Regions from separate parts of the Homo sapiens genome. Here region 1 is linked to region 2. A link is a loop called in an ENCODE intact Hi-C map of the cell type or tissue named here. Cell type or tissue: mammary epithelial cell. All regions are shown on one strand. Each heading gives the region's core, and the rest is flanking DNA. Links, peaks and the distances in the headings are about the cores only.

Evidence for each region. Peaks named below come from ENCODE experiments on the same cell type or tissue, not always from the same donor. Only the 100,000 strongest peaks of a DNase experiment are listed, where the experiment ranks them.
Region 1: a loop joins it to region 2, with 8 times the contacts of the local background. A loop is called at or near these places in 4 of 110 quality-filtered maps.

The regions. Positions count from the first base shown.
Region 1 is chr2:152,537,158-152,545,501 of GRCh38, reverse strand. It overlaps FMNL2 (formin like 2), which reads right to left. Exons shown (of 26, transcript NM_052905.4): 3 at 2,683-2,763. Among named protein-coding and RNA genes, the nearest start is that of PRPF40A, 180 kb to the left of the region's middle. In mammary epithelial cell, for the core only: no CTCF peak of the experiment used is centred there; a DNase peak (open chromatin) is centred at 2,401; H3K27ac peaks cover 2,258 bases.
Region 2 is chr2:152,485,281-152,493,624 of GRCh38, reverse strand. The region is part of intron 1 of FMNL2 (formin like 2); the gene reads right to left. Among named protein-coding and RNA genes, the nearest start is that of FMNL2, 150 kb to the right of the region's middle. In mammary epithelial cell, for the core only: no CTCF peak of the experiment used is centred there; no DNase peak of the experiment used is centred there.

The sequences.
Region 1 (8,344 bases), core at 55-8,054, 52 kb before region 2:
GCTCTTCCTTTTCTGCCCGAGAGGTTTCATTTAAAACTATTTAGAAGAAAATCTAAATAGAAAATGCTTAAAATTTTTTTTTAAAAAAAGCAAATTAAGTATCTTCTATTCAATTTGCACAAAAGATTAACGAATCAAGTATTCGAGGACTCCAGACACAGTTAAAGGAAAACTGCCCAACCTAGACTGTCTGGCTGAAATTTAAAGCCCCGAATTGAAATCTTTTTCTCCCCCACCATAATACAGCTGAGAATTTTAAGCTCATTTTAACTGCAAGCCATGTCTTATTTCAACAAATCTCCTTTTTTTCCAGGCTTTAAGCATTACAATTATGTTGTGTGGAACAGATCATTTCCTCCTGCCAGCTCCTGACAGAATCTTACTAAAGCAGGGGTGGTTAATCCACCATCCATTTTATTTTTTCTGAGCTGAATGACTGATCTTGAAAGATGAAGCACAGACCAAACATGGCCATTCAGGTGAACGCACATGGGCCAGGGCAGAAATGTCGGGAATGAAGGCCCAAACAGACATCTTATGTCCTGCTCCAGTTTATTATTTGTGAGGAAGCAAAACATTTTCTGGGAAGCTTATCTGTTGTTTTGTTTCACTTTGTTCTCTTTGCCTAAACCCAGAAACAGCTGATCTAAAGGAAAATTGGAACTGTGCCAGGAGGAAGCCCACCTCTTCCTTCTAAGCATCTTCCTCCATGTGGGGTATGGAAGTGGGGGCCTAAGCAGCACTCCCTAGGAGTGTGCATATTTTTTCCTTTCTATTCAGAACTGGAAAAATGTGGAAGGAATTTTTTGGAGGTAGGATGAATTCTGCATGAGGAAAGGTCTCAGTCTTCTGTATAAACATCAGCATCTCTGCCACACTCAACTCAGGGTGAGCATTAGGACTCAATGCTGAGGTCTGAGCCATCTAGCCTGAAGGTTACAAGTTTGGAGATTTCAGAAAACCTTTAGAAATCGATTCTAAAACAGAATCTTGCTGTCCCTTTGCAAAGAAATAGTGCAGAAAAACACCTGTCTGGGGATGTATTTTGTGTATATGGGTGTGTCTGTATTTATTTATTTATTTTTCTTTTTGAGACACAGTTTTTTGCTCTTTTTGCCCAGGCTGGAGTGCAATGGCACAATCTCAGCTCACTGCAACCTCCGCCTCCTGGGTTCAAGCGATTCTCCTACCTCAGCCTCCCGAGTAGCTGGGATTACAGGTGCCTGCCACCATGCCTGGCTCATTTTTGTAGTTTTAGTAGAGACAGGGTTTCACCATGTTGGTCTTGAACTCCTGACCTCAGGTGATCCACCCACCTTAGCTTCCCAAAGTGCTGGGATTACAGACGTGAGCCACTGTGCCAGGCCTGGGTGTATCCTCCTTTACAGACCTCTTTAAATGATGAAATTAAGACTGCCACATTCTTAGGGAAAGGGAGAAATGAGAGAAGTTAACAAGAACTGAACAATAGTCTCATTTGCAGGTGTAAGACCTGACAACAGGTCTTTTAGAAAGAAATGTGTGTGCCACATTTACGAGGGGAGAAGTATCATGATACTTTGACAGGTACGTTCCTGGATTGAAGGTTGTGTCACATTCAAGTCACATATGACATACAGCCAGTGATGAAGTTCTGCACTACACTGTCATCATCACTACTAGATTTTATTTCCCCTTGTCTACATATTAACCGTAAGAGAAAGGCCTAGGAAACTTCCAAAAGGAAATAATAGCTGTTCTCCTTTGCTGGACTTTTTTTTTTTTTTTTTTTTGGTCGGGGGGTGGGCGGTGAGGGGAGGAAGAGTTAGAGTAGAAGATAAAGAAAAAGATTTTTTTTTTAATGCAAGCATCAAGAGCCCTGAAAATGGCTAACTAGGTAAAGTATACCATTCTTTTCTCAAGAATCACACACTGAAACAACAGAGAGAATCAGCCTGAGAGATTTTCGCAGGAGCCTTAAAAGCAGGAGTTGTAGGTCAATGGAAAAACAAATGCTATCTGGTAAAGCACCCCTTCACCCATCTTGAGCAAGGACAGCTCTGCCCTGAGACATCCCAGGACTGATTCAGGCCCACAGGGCCGTGCCAGGCTACATGCTTTACCACGAGGCATCAGTTTAAACCAATTGTGTGGCTGCACAAAGCAGGGCTTGTTTGTAAAAGGGGAGAGTCTGTTGAGAATGGAATCAGCTATTCTCTACTTACCTTCTCAGGCCAGGGGCAGGGGTTGGGGGGAGTAGGGGGGAGCTGCTAAAAGCATCAACACAGGATGTGAGTGCACAGCTGGGATGACAAAGGCCCAGTGATTTTTCAAGGTCTCTGGAAATGCACCAAGGCATAAAAAACTGAAAGGCAAGTATTCCCTTTGCAAAGCCTGCTCTTCTAGGGGCCTGAATACCTCTGGAATGCACTCACTGCCCTACGTAATTGGAAATAGCAGTGACTCAACAACCATCAGAGGTACGTGACTCTCATGTCAGGAAAGAACTTTTATACACATCTTCAAGTGAGAAGGTTGTTTTTTTTCCTTTGTCTTCTTACGTTGTTGGTCTCCCAAGGTTGTTTTTTGTGGAGGCTCTGGCAGAGGCTCTAATGCAGAGGAAGGAAGGTCTCTTCCAATGCAGGAGGATTCTGCTCGCTAATAAGGAAGCAATAACAAAGAGTGGAAACAAATCCATCTTACCTTCCTGGTTACAGCTGGATCCAGATAGCCTTTGAGCTTTTGAATGTATGTATGGGGAGGATTCTTCACCTGGAATCGTTCCTGCAGAAAGCACAAAAGTCCAAAGCATGAAAGGTATGAAGCCATGACACAGTCAGCCACATCAGATTATGTTACCAAAATATGACCAAAATGCATCCACAGTATAAATGTGGCCCTGCGAGCAGTCATTTTGTACTAACTGTTTTGCATCTTGGTAGTAGATGTGATCCCCTCTTTGCATAGGAGGAAAACTGAAGCTCAGAGAAATGCAGAACTCTCTTTGATGACACTGCTGGTCACATGTACATGTGGGTTTGAACCCACATCTGCTCAACTCCAGAGTCAGTACTGCTTTCTCTGTAGGGCCCTGCAGCTTCCATTCTAGGAATGGTGTTTTGCCCAACCTGTTTCAGGTCCTCCTTCAGCAGGTCTTCAATCTTTTGCATATTCTTTTGAATATCTTCAATGTTGGCAAATCTTTCTCTTTTGGATATTTATTTTATCTTTGAAAATAACAAAAGATTTGACTCAAACTGATAAAGCTAATTTTTTTCAAATATGAGCAACGAGTCAATTGCTGGAATGTGGGAGTGTTATGTTTGCATGGGTACACATGTGTGTGCCGACATGAATGGATTCCAACCTGGAAGATCCAAAAGTATCCTGAGCAAAGGCAGTCACTGGAATAAGCATAAACATACACAATATACAGTCCAAGGTGATATCTGAATGTAGGTCAGAGGTGGGGCCCAAGAATCAACATTTCTAACACGTTTTATGCTAATGCTGCCAAAAGAGGAACCATACTTTGAAAAATTCATGCCACGTGTATCAGGTTTTATAGACCCTAATGTCCAAAGCAGAACAGGCAACAGTAAAAACCTGGGTAGAAGCCACATGTCCACAAACCATAAAATGAACCAGTACTTATATTTACGTTCATACAATGGTATACTAGATTACAATGAAAACAAGCCATGTACTGCATGCTCCTATGAATGGATCTCACAAACCTGATGCTGAGCCAAGAAGAACACCTGATTTCATTTCTTCACACTTATAAAATAGGTGACATTAAACTTTAATGGTTACAGATACACACTCAAGGGGTAACACTATACATATAGATATATGGTTTTATATTGTGTGTATATATGCGTACTTGGAGATGATCAGCCTGAAAGTCATGGTTGGAGGACTGAAGTGGGGAAAGTCATAATCAAAGGGGGAAATATGGCACATTCCTAAGAGGCCAGCAGTTCTATTTCTTGATCTGAGTAGCAGTTACAAAGGTGCTGGCTTTATACTACTTACTATGCTGGTTCTCGGGCTTAACTACCTTTTCTATATAGATGCTATATTTCTCACAAAAAAAAGTTTAAATCAGCTCTAAAGGAAAAATAAAGATTCATCAAGAAATGAGGACAAGCCTGGGTAACATGGTGAAACCCCATCTCTACAAAAAATACAAAAAATTAGCTGGGTGTGGTGGCACATGCCTGTAGTCCCAGCTATCCAGGAGACTGAGGTGGAAGAACCACCTGAGCCTGGGAGGTTAAGGCTGCAGTGAGCCCTGATCGTGCCACTGCACTCCAGCCTGGGTAACAGAGCGAGACCCTGTCTAAAACAAAAAAAAGAAAAGAAAAGAAAAAAAGAAATGAGGATAATCTTTATCATGTTCTTTTCTACGTACAACCCAAAAGGTATTTTCTTACTTTAATTCTTTATAATCTGATTATCACTTACTCCACAACGGAATTTTTTGGTATTTCACTCTGACAATTGGCCAGCATGTGCATGCATTTGTTTATCCCATAGAAACTTGTATTTCTCCAACACAGGGAACCACAACATTCTGCATGGTCCACTGAAGCCTTGCTTGCTTGTAGATTTTAAAATGCTAAAGGCCACTGTAATAATACTGAAAAGATAATCTTATTATTATTATTAATTTTTAATTATACTTTAAGTTTTAGGGTACATGTGCACATTGTGCAGGTTAGTTACATATGTATACGTGTGCCATGCTGGTGCGCTGCACCCACTAACTCGTCATCTAGCATTAGGTATATCTCCCAATGCTATCCCTCCCCCCTCCCCCCACCCCACCACAGTCCCCAGAGTGTGATATTCCCCTTCCTGTGTCCATGTGATCTCATTGTTCAATTCCCACCTATGAGATAATCTTATTATTTAAAATCTATATTTGTTATTGTTTATCCTTGAAAATAGGGGGAATGGTTTGTAGTAGGACACCTATTAATATTTTCCCTTTATTTAAAAATAATCAGGGTGAATTTTGTAGTATATGAACTCTATCTCAATCAAGCTGCTTTTAAAAAAAGAACAGCACACTTTTTCTAATTATTCCTTCAAATGTTCTATCTCGAGAGCAATTTCTAAGTAATCACAACTATTCAACATCTCTAGTGCCATCACTGTGTCTGTGTATAAACTACTTTTTTTAAATCACCATCACCTCACCAAGGAATCAGAGGGGATCCTATTGCCATGGGGATTTAGCAGTAGTCCAGCTGAGGGCTAAAATAATCACAAGAAGCTCAGAAAAATGAACTGATGAGCTATCTAGAAGCCAGTCATTATTTCCAACCTCATGTATGACAACAGCTGATGCCAAACACATATCAGAATATAAATAAATATTATCCTTTTAAATAATATAATTCCAATTATTCAAAAAAAATTTTTTTGAGAGAGTCTCACTCTGTCACCCAGGCTGGAATGCAGTGGCACAATCACAGCTCACTGCAGCCTCGACTTCCCAGGTTCAAGCAATCCTCCTAATTCCACCTCCTAAGAAGTTGGATCTATAGGTGCAGGCAACCACGCCCAGCTAATTTTCTAAAGACAAGGTCTCACCATGTTGCCCAGGCTGGTATTGAACTCCTGGGCTCAATTTTATTTTTACAATAATAAAATTTGGTGGAGTAGCACATGTAACGCAGTAGCATTCACTCATTTAGTGAGCCCTATCTTTGACAGTCAGTAAAGGCAGCTTTTTTTCATTTCCTATTTGGGACTGTGGCGACTCAGAAGGCTTACTCAAATACATACATTTGCTGGTCCTGTTGACTGGACTATATTTCCTTAGGACTTGAAATTATGAACAAGGTCTACATGTAATAAACTCACACTTTTTCAAATATGCTTATTTAGCATTTGTCGTTGTATTCCACATATTCTTCATTTGTTTGAGCAGCTTACTGATGTATTAAGAAAGAGAAAATAAGGAAGCCTCATGCTTTAAAACACAGTTGGTCCACATTGCATCCACTTCTAAGAAAACTCAGGTGGGGCCATTTGCCTTGGCATAGTCTGCCCATCTCCTCTTTCTACCTCCACTGCTGCCATGGAACCCGTGAAAAAGCTTGTGGCAAATGGGGAGAAGGAAGACAGAAAAAGAAGGTTCTGAAGTTCACTCTTGATTCCACCCACCCTCTAGAAGATGGAGTCATGGAAGCTGCCAATTTTGAGTGCTTTTTGCAAGAGGATCAAAATGAACAGAAAAGCTGGGAATCTCAATGGAGGGGTGGTAACTATCAAAAGGAGCAAGATCACCAAGACTTTGGAGGTGCCTTTTCAATTCATTTTGATAGCTCATCATGACTAAAGAATAACATTTCTACACAGTGCAACTCAAGTTGGTAACTTAATAAAGGTACTTATATCATTGATGTCAAGCAAGCAGGCAACGAGGTCCTGAAAATAACATGGGATATGAAGCAGTTTTAAAAGTGTGGGTAATGGAAGACTGCCAACCAAAGCAGTTTCGACTTTTAATACAATATCTAAAATTCTAATATTTAGAGGGAAAAATATATTAATTCAAATAAATAGGATGCCCATAATCCATCTGAAGTCCTTCAAAATAAATGTGTTTGGCAAGGTGCTGAAATTTTCTTATGTATTTTCCCAATGTTTCTGTTGTTCAAATTGGCCACATTGAAACAGAGAGAAAAGGTTTGGCAAATCAGGTGCTGAATTTATAACTCAAACAGTGGTTCCTTTAGATATTAGACAGGCAACCCCAAGTTTTACAAAAACAGTTGGGGCTTTGTATTCTTCCTCCATAACACTTTTATTTGGGTCCCTGGATGTAGGCCGAGTTTTCTTTTCTCTTCTCCCTCTCCCTCTCTCCTTCTTTCATGGTTCCCATGAAAGTTTTATATGAGTTTTATTTAAGAACTCATAAAAATACAGCTGGGTGCAGTGGCTCACGCCTGTAATCCCAGCACTTTGGGAGGCTGAGGCAGGTGGATCACCTGTGGTCAGGAGATTGAGACCAGCCTGGCCAACGTGGTGAAACCCCACCTCTACTAAAAATACAAAAATTAGTCAGGCGTGGTGGCGCGTGCCTGTAATCCCAGCTACTTGGGAGGCTGAGACAGGAGGATTACTTGAACCCAGGAGGTGGGGCTTGCAGTGAACTGAGATCATGCCACTGCAGTCCAGTCTGGGCGACAGAGTCTCCATCTCAAAAAACAAACAAACAAAAAAAAAAAACCTCATATAAAATATTCCAGATAATGAATTTTAATCCTCCTCTTCCTCTTCCCTGAACTGGTTAATTTAGAAGTAATGTAATTCGTAACTCCTTGCCTTTAGCAGCTACGTGCAATCCATCATGTAGATGATTCTTCAAATATCTTTTAGTGAGATATTTCAAATACAATTAACTTTTCATGTGGGGCAGTACTTTTTGTTTCTCTGATTTTTAACTTATCTTTCAGTGATACTTCACAGTTTATCACATTCTTTAGACCTCTTAGCTCACTCAAGCTTCTATATCTGGCAAGTAGATATTATCTCCATTTTGCAGATGAGGGAACTGAGGCTTAAAGATTAAATGACTTACCTGAAATCATATACTGTGTGTGTGTGTGTGTATGTGTAAGGTCTCTGATGTATTTTCCCAATGTTTCTGTTGTTCAAACACAGTTTTCTGACTTTTTCTGATGCTTGTTCATTTTACTACACTATAATAAGCATGCTCATCTTGAATTTAATAGTATAAACATTTTTTAAAGGGTGGAAACATGTTCTATTCTTCATTGAGTCCCAGTATGTAAAAGAATACTTGGCACACAGTTGATCTTCAACAATGTTCAAAGAATTAAACTTTTTAAAAATGTCACATACAAGTCACTTCTTTCATAAATTAAGGGTAACTTTTAAATGTAAAAGTAAACAAAGAGACTATAAGCACACTCTACAGGATGTACCCCAGCAGGTTCAGTAGACATAAGTTAGTCAAGCTCACGTCAGAGCCAAAGAACATTTGCTGATGAGCCGCAGCTGTGTCTCTCGTAGATCTAAAGCCGTCTAATGCCTTTCATAACCATACGTTTCCTCATTAACCCAATCCCCTAAGGCGTATGTTAGCTTCCTCTTTCCCTACTGGTTGCCTGGAACGTTAGGCTGCCTATACACATACCTGCCTTGCAGACAAGGAAAAAACAAAACACTTATTGGACTCCACTTAATGACCAAGTCTACTGCAACCCAAGGTGGGAAACTAGACCATTGTGAAAAGAACTAAGTGACGGGCTGTGACAGGGGTGTAGTAAATTAATTAGGTAAGTCACAGCAAACAGAATTCATCAGCTATGCTACAACATAG
Region 2 (8,344 bases), core at 161-8,160:
ATAGGGCTAGAACTCACTCATTACCACCAGTGATAACACCAGGAAGACTCATTAGGACACCAAGCCATTCATGAAGGATCCACCCCCATCACCCAAATCACCTCCCACTAGGCTCCACCTCCCAACATTGGGGATCACATTTCAACATGAGGTTTAGAGGGTTAAATATCCAAACTACAACACCGCTCATATTAACAGCACCTTGATTTGTGCCCTTCCATAGTACCACATTCTTCTATAAAGTTAGGACATTTGAGATTTGAATGAATCAGTATCTTTCCTTTTCAGAATTCTGAGGTTCATTTTGTTAACAGGAAAAAAGAAATTACACTGGAAGCCTACCTATCAAATGCTGAATCTAAAATGAGGAGAAGTTTGATGAGAAAACAATTTGAACTCTCAAATTCCTCTACCTCGAGAACATTTTCCATAATTGCATAAGAATCTCTTGCTTCTTTAAATTCCAATAGCTCTTATAGGCTGCCCCATACCACCTAGAACTTATTCTTACAGTGCCAATTTGAATCATTCATTGCTTTATGATGTACCCCTTGGGATTTCACTTGCTAACTAAATTATACATTCTTTAAGGCTAGGAAGTAGGAGTCTACTATTTCTATCCACAATTATGGTTGGCTTCATGTTGGGCAGTGTTAGGTACTTCCTTGTTGACGGTTTCCATGAAAAACACTACAAAGGTAATGAAATAACCTTACATAACAAGGTGACATAGAAGAAAAAAAAAGTAATAATATATCGGCTATTTTCTTTTTATCACCAACACATAAACACTGCCTCTTTGTTAAAACAAATTTCACTTAGGGAGTTCAATAAAGCAAAGTAGAGGAACGATAACCGATCTGCTTAGTTCCTGAGAAAAATTTAGTGTCAAAAGAAACAAGGGGTGATTAAACAAAACAAAATACTGAAACACCAGATCTTTTAAAATGCTAGTTTTTTTGTTTGAATCAAAACTAATTAATTCAAAACAAACATGGAAAATTATGAAAGATAAGGAAAAGAAGAATCTGGTTCCACGCTGTACTTGAACACCCCCCTTACAAAGCCTTAGATAAAAATGCAAGAAAAAAATAATTACAAAGCACTTAATATAAAATCATTCTCCAGTTGAGAAAAGCCAAAACTGTAATGACAACAGAGTACAGCTATTATTGAGAACTGAGTTGACAAAGCCAAAAATATTGAACTAATTTCCTTGCCGAAAAGCATTACAGAAATATTTCTGATACTATGCTATTTTAGAAAACGATCTTACAAAAATCTTCCCCGAAATGAAGTTCCTGTTTTTATAGGCTGTGTATGAGCCTTGATTTAATCTATTCCAGTTGCTTTTGGAGATAGAGACTGATCTAACAAGAAATTACATAAAGCAAGGTAATTGTTCTGGGGGCAGAGGGTGGGGGACGGAATGAAGAGATGTCATTATACCATGACCGTGAGTTCAACAGACAGGACCATATCTAAATCAGAGGGTAATAAACTTCTGAAACCCACAAACTCCTTCCACTGGAACAATGCTGTGTTCATGCCAGTACTTTTTATTTTTACAAAAGCAATTTACTATTTTTCATAGTACATAAATGATTAAAATGTATACTTTAGCTCAGTATAACTCTATTTTACAATATATAGTTTGTTGTTGTTGTTGTTGTTGAGATGAAGTCTCACTCTGTCGCCCAGGCTGGAGTGCAGTAGCACAATCTCAGCTTACTGCAACCTCCGCCTCCCGAGTTCAGGCGATTCTCCTGCCTCAACCCCCCGAGTAGCTGGGATTCCAGGTGCACGCCACCACGCCAGGCTAATTTTTGTATTTTTAGTAGAGATGAGGTTTCACCATGTTGGCCAGGCTGGCCTCAAACTCCTGACCTTAAGTGATCCTCTCGCCTCAGCCTCCCAAAATGCTGGGATTAAAGGCATGAGCCATCACACCCTGGCTGATCTATAGTTCAGTTTTAAAACCATCTTTAAGTAGTCATTATGAAGATAAAATACACTATGCAATGTTAAACTAATTTCAAGGAAAGAGACAAAAAAGGCAAAATTTGGGGAGTTGGCTGGTGGGATTTAAAACAGTGAAATTTCTTGTGGTCAATTTAGCTAAGCTTATTTCTGGTTAGTGATCCAGAGACCCAGCCAACAATTCACACCCACTGTCCTTTCACAAAACTGAATCAGGATAGAAAATAGCAGCATCCTGGCAGGCCGGCAGCCATTCAGCTGATGCACAGTGTTTTTCCAGCCTAGGCGGCAACCCCAGAGCTTCCACTCACCCTACCCGACCCCTGCCTGGCCCCCTGACCCTGAAAACTGTGTAGCAAGACCTCACTCCTCAGATAGTGGCCAGTTTATACTTGAGTTACAAAGGAAGATCATAAATCTAGCAAACTTCCTCCTTAAATTGGGACAGTTTCTTTGCCAGATGTTCATTTTTACTGGCTTTTTTCACATAACAATGGGAGTGGGGAGAGGATACATTCATTATACAAGTGATTTTCAAATAGCAACACCAAAAGAGGGCAGGAGGAAAGCACAGGCATCACCCAACCACCTGGGCTGTGTCCCCACCAACAGCACAATGGAGCAAAGCTGGCGAGGGAGTAGGACACAGAGGGCTTAATAGACAGCAGCATTATCCAAGGCACATGGCAGGCAAGATGGAAGGAATACAAATAACGTAACTCATTGAAGATGATGTTTTTTCCCGTTTTTTGACACAACCAGATATTACTTGGCCAGCTACACAACACATTTGCCTTTCCATCCCCACCCATCTGTAATTTTTTCTTTTTTCAATCAGATGTTCTGTTCACACACTGGTCCATAAATAACTTGCTTGGAGTCTGATAATTTTCCTTTTTTTTTTTTTTCCTTAAACTCCATAAACTGTTTCCTGTAGAGTTTTAGCCAATGTGGAAGGTGAGGCTGACCATGAGTCCCAAGTTGTGTGGGCCGTTGCATGGAAGCAACAGGTTTTTTAAGTTTATCCAACACACACACACACACACACACACACACACACACACACACACACACATTGGATAGCAAAAGCTGAAGAGAAGCATCTGCAGCCTGCACATACAACAGAGCTGTTAAATTCCTGGCTCACAAGCAACAGAGAAGAAGTCAGCTCAGAGGCCAAAGATTTCCAGGAACGTCGATGTTTAGGGAAGATCATAAACTGTAGCAGTCAACTCAAGTCCTCCCAGACTCTGCCCGAGAATGATGCTGTACACTTACGATTTTCAAAGACAAAATGAACACAAATAGCATATCCCTGCATTTTCTTTTCCCTTGTCTTCCCAGCCCCCAAACCTCTCCCACTCCCCCCAACCACTCTCACACCTTATTTATTGTAAACTCATTCCCTACTGCTGGCCTCATGCTCACTTCTATGCACCCAATTCCCTCCTCTTTCCCCTTTTTTTGCAAGTTTCCCCGTCACCTCTACCATGGCGAAATTAACATTTTAGTACAAGTTTTAAATATCCCCCAGGCACAGGCAAAACTAGAGATGCAGCATCTGTTTTTCTATATTACAGAGAACTGAAAGATCAGCTACAAATTTTCTTTGCTAATACTTAAGTGGCTGCATGATGCTAATTAAAAACTCATTTTATTCTTTGTGGTTTATCACTAAAATACAGGTAGTATCTTTTATATCCCCTAGTGGCAACAGTTTCAGATCAGTTAATACGACTAAGAAACTCTCAGTATGTTTTGGCTGACAAATTTTTTTTATTAAAACTATCAGTCATACAAACTTTGTGGATGTGAAATCTTTGGCAGGTCATCTCTATCTCCTCAGCTCAAGATGAATTTTTCTTAGACTTGTTTCAGTCTATAAAGTGTTCACTATAATCAATGAAGTAACATCAATGTATAAGGTAGGAAGTTTACATTCTACGTCCCACATCCACCACCCCCACAAAGGAAAATACTGTCAACTATAGGTAGTCCACAGCCTCCTCCAAGCCTTTTGCTTTTTCCTTACAAGTATTACATTGTGTATATAAGCACAGAGGACCATCCAGTGCCTAGCAGCTCTAGGTCAGCTGTTCTGTTAATCTTGCTCCTTCTTTCATGTTATTCTTGTCCCTCAAACAAACAACAACGTTTCCTGAGCTAATCCCATCTTACTGGTACAGGTAGCTGGTGAGGTCTCCTCCACTGTAGTGTGAGGCATTTCTACATCTGGCCCCTCCCTGAAAAGAAAGTTGAAATGCATACTGTTAAGTGGCACACAGAGGGAATGAAGAGAAAGGCAGCCAAGCTTGGGCCTCAGAATAAGACAGGCTCAGCCCCAGATGGAGTATTTCCTTCCTGTTATAGGTGTTGCCTTTCCCATTCCACCTCTTCGGATGGCTAGGAATTACTTTGTTCTTGTTTTACCCTTTCTGCTAACCTCAATTCTTCCCCACTGTAGGGAACACTTCTTTTGTTGACAGCACTCTTCTCATGGGTTTAGCCTGGAAGCAGGAGGATGGATGCTGAACAGATTCTCCCATTCCACAGGCATCCTTTGCACTCTACCCTGCTGGACAGGGTCTCGCTGTTGCTCAGGCTGGAGTGCAGTGGTACCATCGTGGCTCACTGCAGCCTCAACCTCCTGGGCTCAAGGTATCCTCCTGCCTCAGCCTCCCAAATAGCTAGGACTGTAGGCACATGCTACCACACCTGGCTAATTTTTTATTTTTTGTAGATGGAGTCTATGTTGCACAGACTGGTCTCAAACTCCTAGCCTCAAGTGATCCTCCCGCCTCAGCCTCCCAAAGTGCAAGGATTATAGGCATGAGCCACCACACCTGGCTTGTGTCCTAGTTGACACCAAAACCATTTACCAGGATCTTGCCAACTGATTCCAGCCAGTCTAACTTAGCTCAAAGGCATTAATGTGGCCATTAGTTTTGGAGGCAAATTAATTAAGTACTGTGATTTTAAATATATATGTGTGTGTGTGCATATATACATACACACAGGTATATATATGTGTGCATATGTCTGTTTACAGACAGATATAGATATGCAATCTGGATCCAAAGTGGATACACAGTAACTAAATTATACGTTATCTCAGTTTTTCTTTTGTGATCAGCATGTCTTGGAAAAATAAATTATATGTTATCTCAGTTTTTCTTGTGTGACCAGCATGTCTTGGAAAAATAGAACTTTTGATTGTGCAAGTATTGCTCGTGTGTCTTGGCCTTCAATGCCAATAAAACACCTAGGCTTAAGTAGCTAAAAAGCTTATTTGCGGACTTGCTTGCACTAAGGGTTTCACCAATGGTCTGACCTCTCTCTTGCCCTCAATTGTGAAATAATAAGAAGACACTTGCTACAACCACCCACAGGCAAGCTCTTTATATAGAGGTAGATTGCTTCATCTTGTAAGTGTGAAATGTATTTTACCATCTATAAATCACAAACCCCAACAGGACCCAGCATAGGGCCTATTCATTTCACAGTACTAAAATGAAACACTTTTGCAGATACACAGAAAATAATTTCTAAAGGAAATAATTCATCTAGCCAGGCGTTGTGGCTCACACCTGTAATCCCAGCACTTTGAGAGGCCGAGGTGGGCGTATCACTTGAGGTCAGGAGTTCAACACCAGCCATGGTGAAACCCCGTCTCCTACTAAAAATACAAAAATTAGCTGGTGTGGTGGTGTGCGCCTGTAATCCCAGCTACTCCAGAGGCTGAGGCACATGCATCACTTGAACCCAGGAGATGGAGGTTGCAGTGAGCCAAGATCACACCACTGCACTCCAGCCTGGGCAACAGAGTGAGACTGTGTCTCAAAAAGGAAAAAAAAAAAAAAGAAAGAATTCATCTAAAAGTGTTTTATTATATTTCAAACACACATAACTATAAAGACTATAATGCATTCCCTATAAACCTAGACCCATTTCTTATCAAATCTTACCCTTTGCCACATTTTCTTCAGGTTTTTTCACATACATTTTAAAGATGTTTTTTAATGGTCACAGTATGGCTAACTCAAGAACTAAGGGAAGAAACCATTGGAAATTGGTTCCACTTTTAAGTTAAAAATCTAGACTATAAATTATTCTTAGCTTACTTCCTAATAATTTTAGTTTTCGCCGATATCATTGATAGATAATGTAAAATTTCTACCTTTACTTGGAGACACTAAACTCTTAGCAACATATTTGTAAGTCAGTATTAGGTTTTATCTTTTAGATGGAATTAAAGCAGTCCTTTCACCTAAGTTCCCTACCTATGTTCAAGAAAAATTTCTGAGTTTTTGTTATCTATAACTTATGATTGATGAAAATAATAGTACTTTTACTTCTGGCATTAAATTTATTTTTAAGTACTGAGTGCAAAACAAAGAAGTTGGAAAGTTTACAAAAATTTCAAACAAGGAAATCAGAACTGCTGTGACCACAAAGTCCCTTAGGGACAAGTTTTCATTGCTGTAGAATATAAGATTTATGTGAAGGTTATCAGAGGTTAATACACTTATGCTGGTCTCATTACTGATATTACAAAACTGCCTAACATGGTATATGAAGAACACAGAGTATATACTCAATAAATATTTGTGGGATCCATATATTGTCTGGATTATGCAAAAGAGCCAACCCAACTGCCTATTAAATTAATATAACTTGACTTTAACACACACAGAAGAAAACTAAATATTTTAAGTTAAGCAATTTACTAACGGCTCATTTCTGTTATATTTTGCTAGAATATTCCTAAACCCTCAAATAGTAGGATTACGTAACTAACAAGGCCTACTGATGCAGGGCATGTTACGATAGCTTTTTTATTCTGAATCTGATAAAGATACAAGAAAACAAAATTACACAGAAAAATTTATTCTTCCCCCCAGAAAACAACTTAGAGAACTTAGCAGCCACGTTCAAGCCTCTTAATCCTCTGAAGAAAGTAAAGCCTGAATAACAAGCTTCATAACTCAAGGATGTTCCAAAGCACTGTTACGGACTAACTCAATGAAACATTAACTTATTTTCAAGATCTTAACATCTGAATTCCAAAAGCCAAAGGAAGAAAGTGAATAAGAAGGGTTGAGAAAAGGAAAGTGTTTAACCTTCCATTTAAAAGAAAATTCAACCAGAAACTGTCTTTTCTCCAAGTAATCCTAGTTAATTGAGGTTTTATTGTACAGTAGTTCACATAACCCCAAAGAAATATTTCCAGGTCAAAATGCTTATAGCCCAGTCCCCAGTTGTCTATTAACCAACCCAGCTATGTAAATAGCTCCTGAAAGAATCGTATATTGTTAGGAACATAAAAAGTTCTCCTTTAACAGAGGGTAGCAGGAAGCTTAAGTCTTGTGACACACAAAAGCATGCAGTGTGGCACGGGAACTTCCCGTAAATTACATTAACTTTACAGCGATTTCTTTTGCTGATTCAAGAAAGAGAGCAAATACCAAAGAGCTGAAAGGTGACAAGAATATCCTGACACAGACTTGTTCAGGATAACAATCCACTTGAGCTCAGTTCCCAGTAACCATGGGGACTAGCATGATCCGTTGCTATCTATTTATCTTAGGCCTCAAGATACCCAAGTTCTGGTCCTTTCCATGAAATCAAGCAATTATTCTCGGAGATGAGAAGTTTGCCAATTATACAATAAAATCCTCCTCTAAATATTCTTTTTCAGAAATTGCACGCTCCTCCCATGTCCCTGCACAGCCTGAGGTGTGGTTTAATAAGCAATTTTGTTAAAAGCTTTCTTTTGGCAGTGAAATCACTAAGCTTTCTCTTCAAACTATTCTTTACCTGTAGAATGAGAGGGGATGCAGTCTCTATTCTGCTACAATTGCTAGGCGAAATGGAGATGCCGCTAGCACAGAACAATACCCTTCTTCAAGGAGAATCACTGGCTTTCACCTTCATGGAGTACTCCTCCCATATTTATGTTAAAACATTCGATTTTTTAAATGTATAATGTTGGAATGAAGGACACATTTTCAGTTTTCAAAGAACCATCAGATAAATTGTCAACACACACACACACAAAACCAGTTAGAGGTTGAAAACTATATCTATCTATCTATCTATGACAGGCAGAGAGTCTTACTCTGTCCCCCAGGCTGGAGTGCAGTGGCACAATCACGGCTCAACCTCCTGGGCTCAAGCGATCCTCCCACTTCAGCCTCCCGAGTAGCTGGGACCACAGGTGTGCACCACCAGGTTCAAGCGATTCTCCTGCCTCAGCCTTCCAAGTAGCTGGGACTACAGGTGCACACCACCATGCCTGGCTAATTTTTGTATTTTTAGTAGAGACGGGGTTTCATCATGTTGGCCAGGATGGTCTTGATCTCTT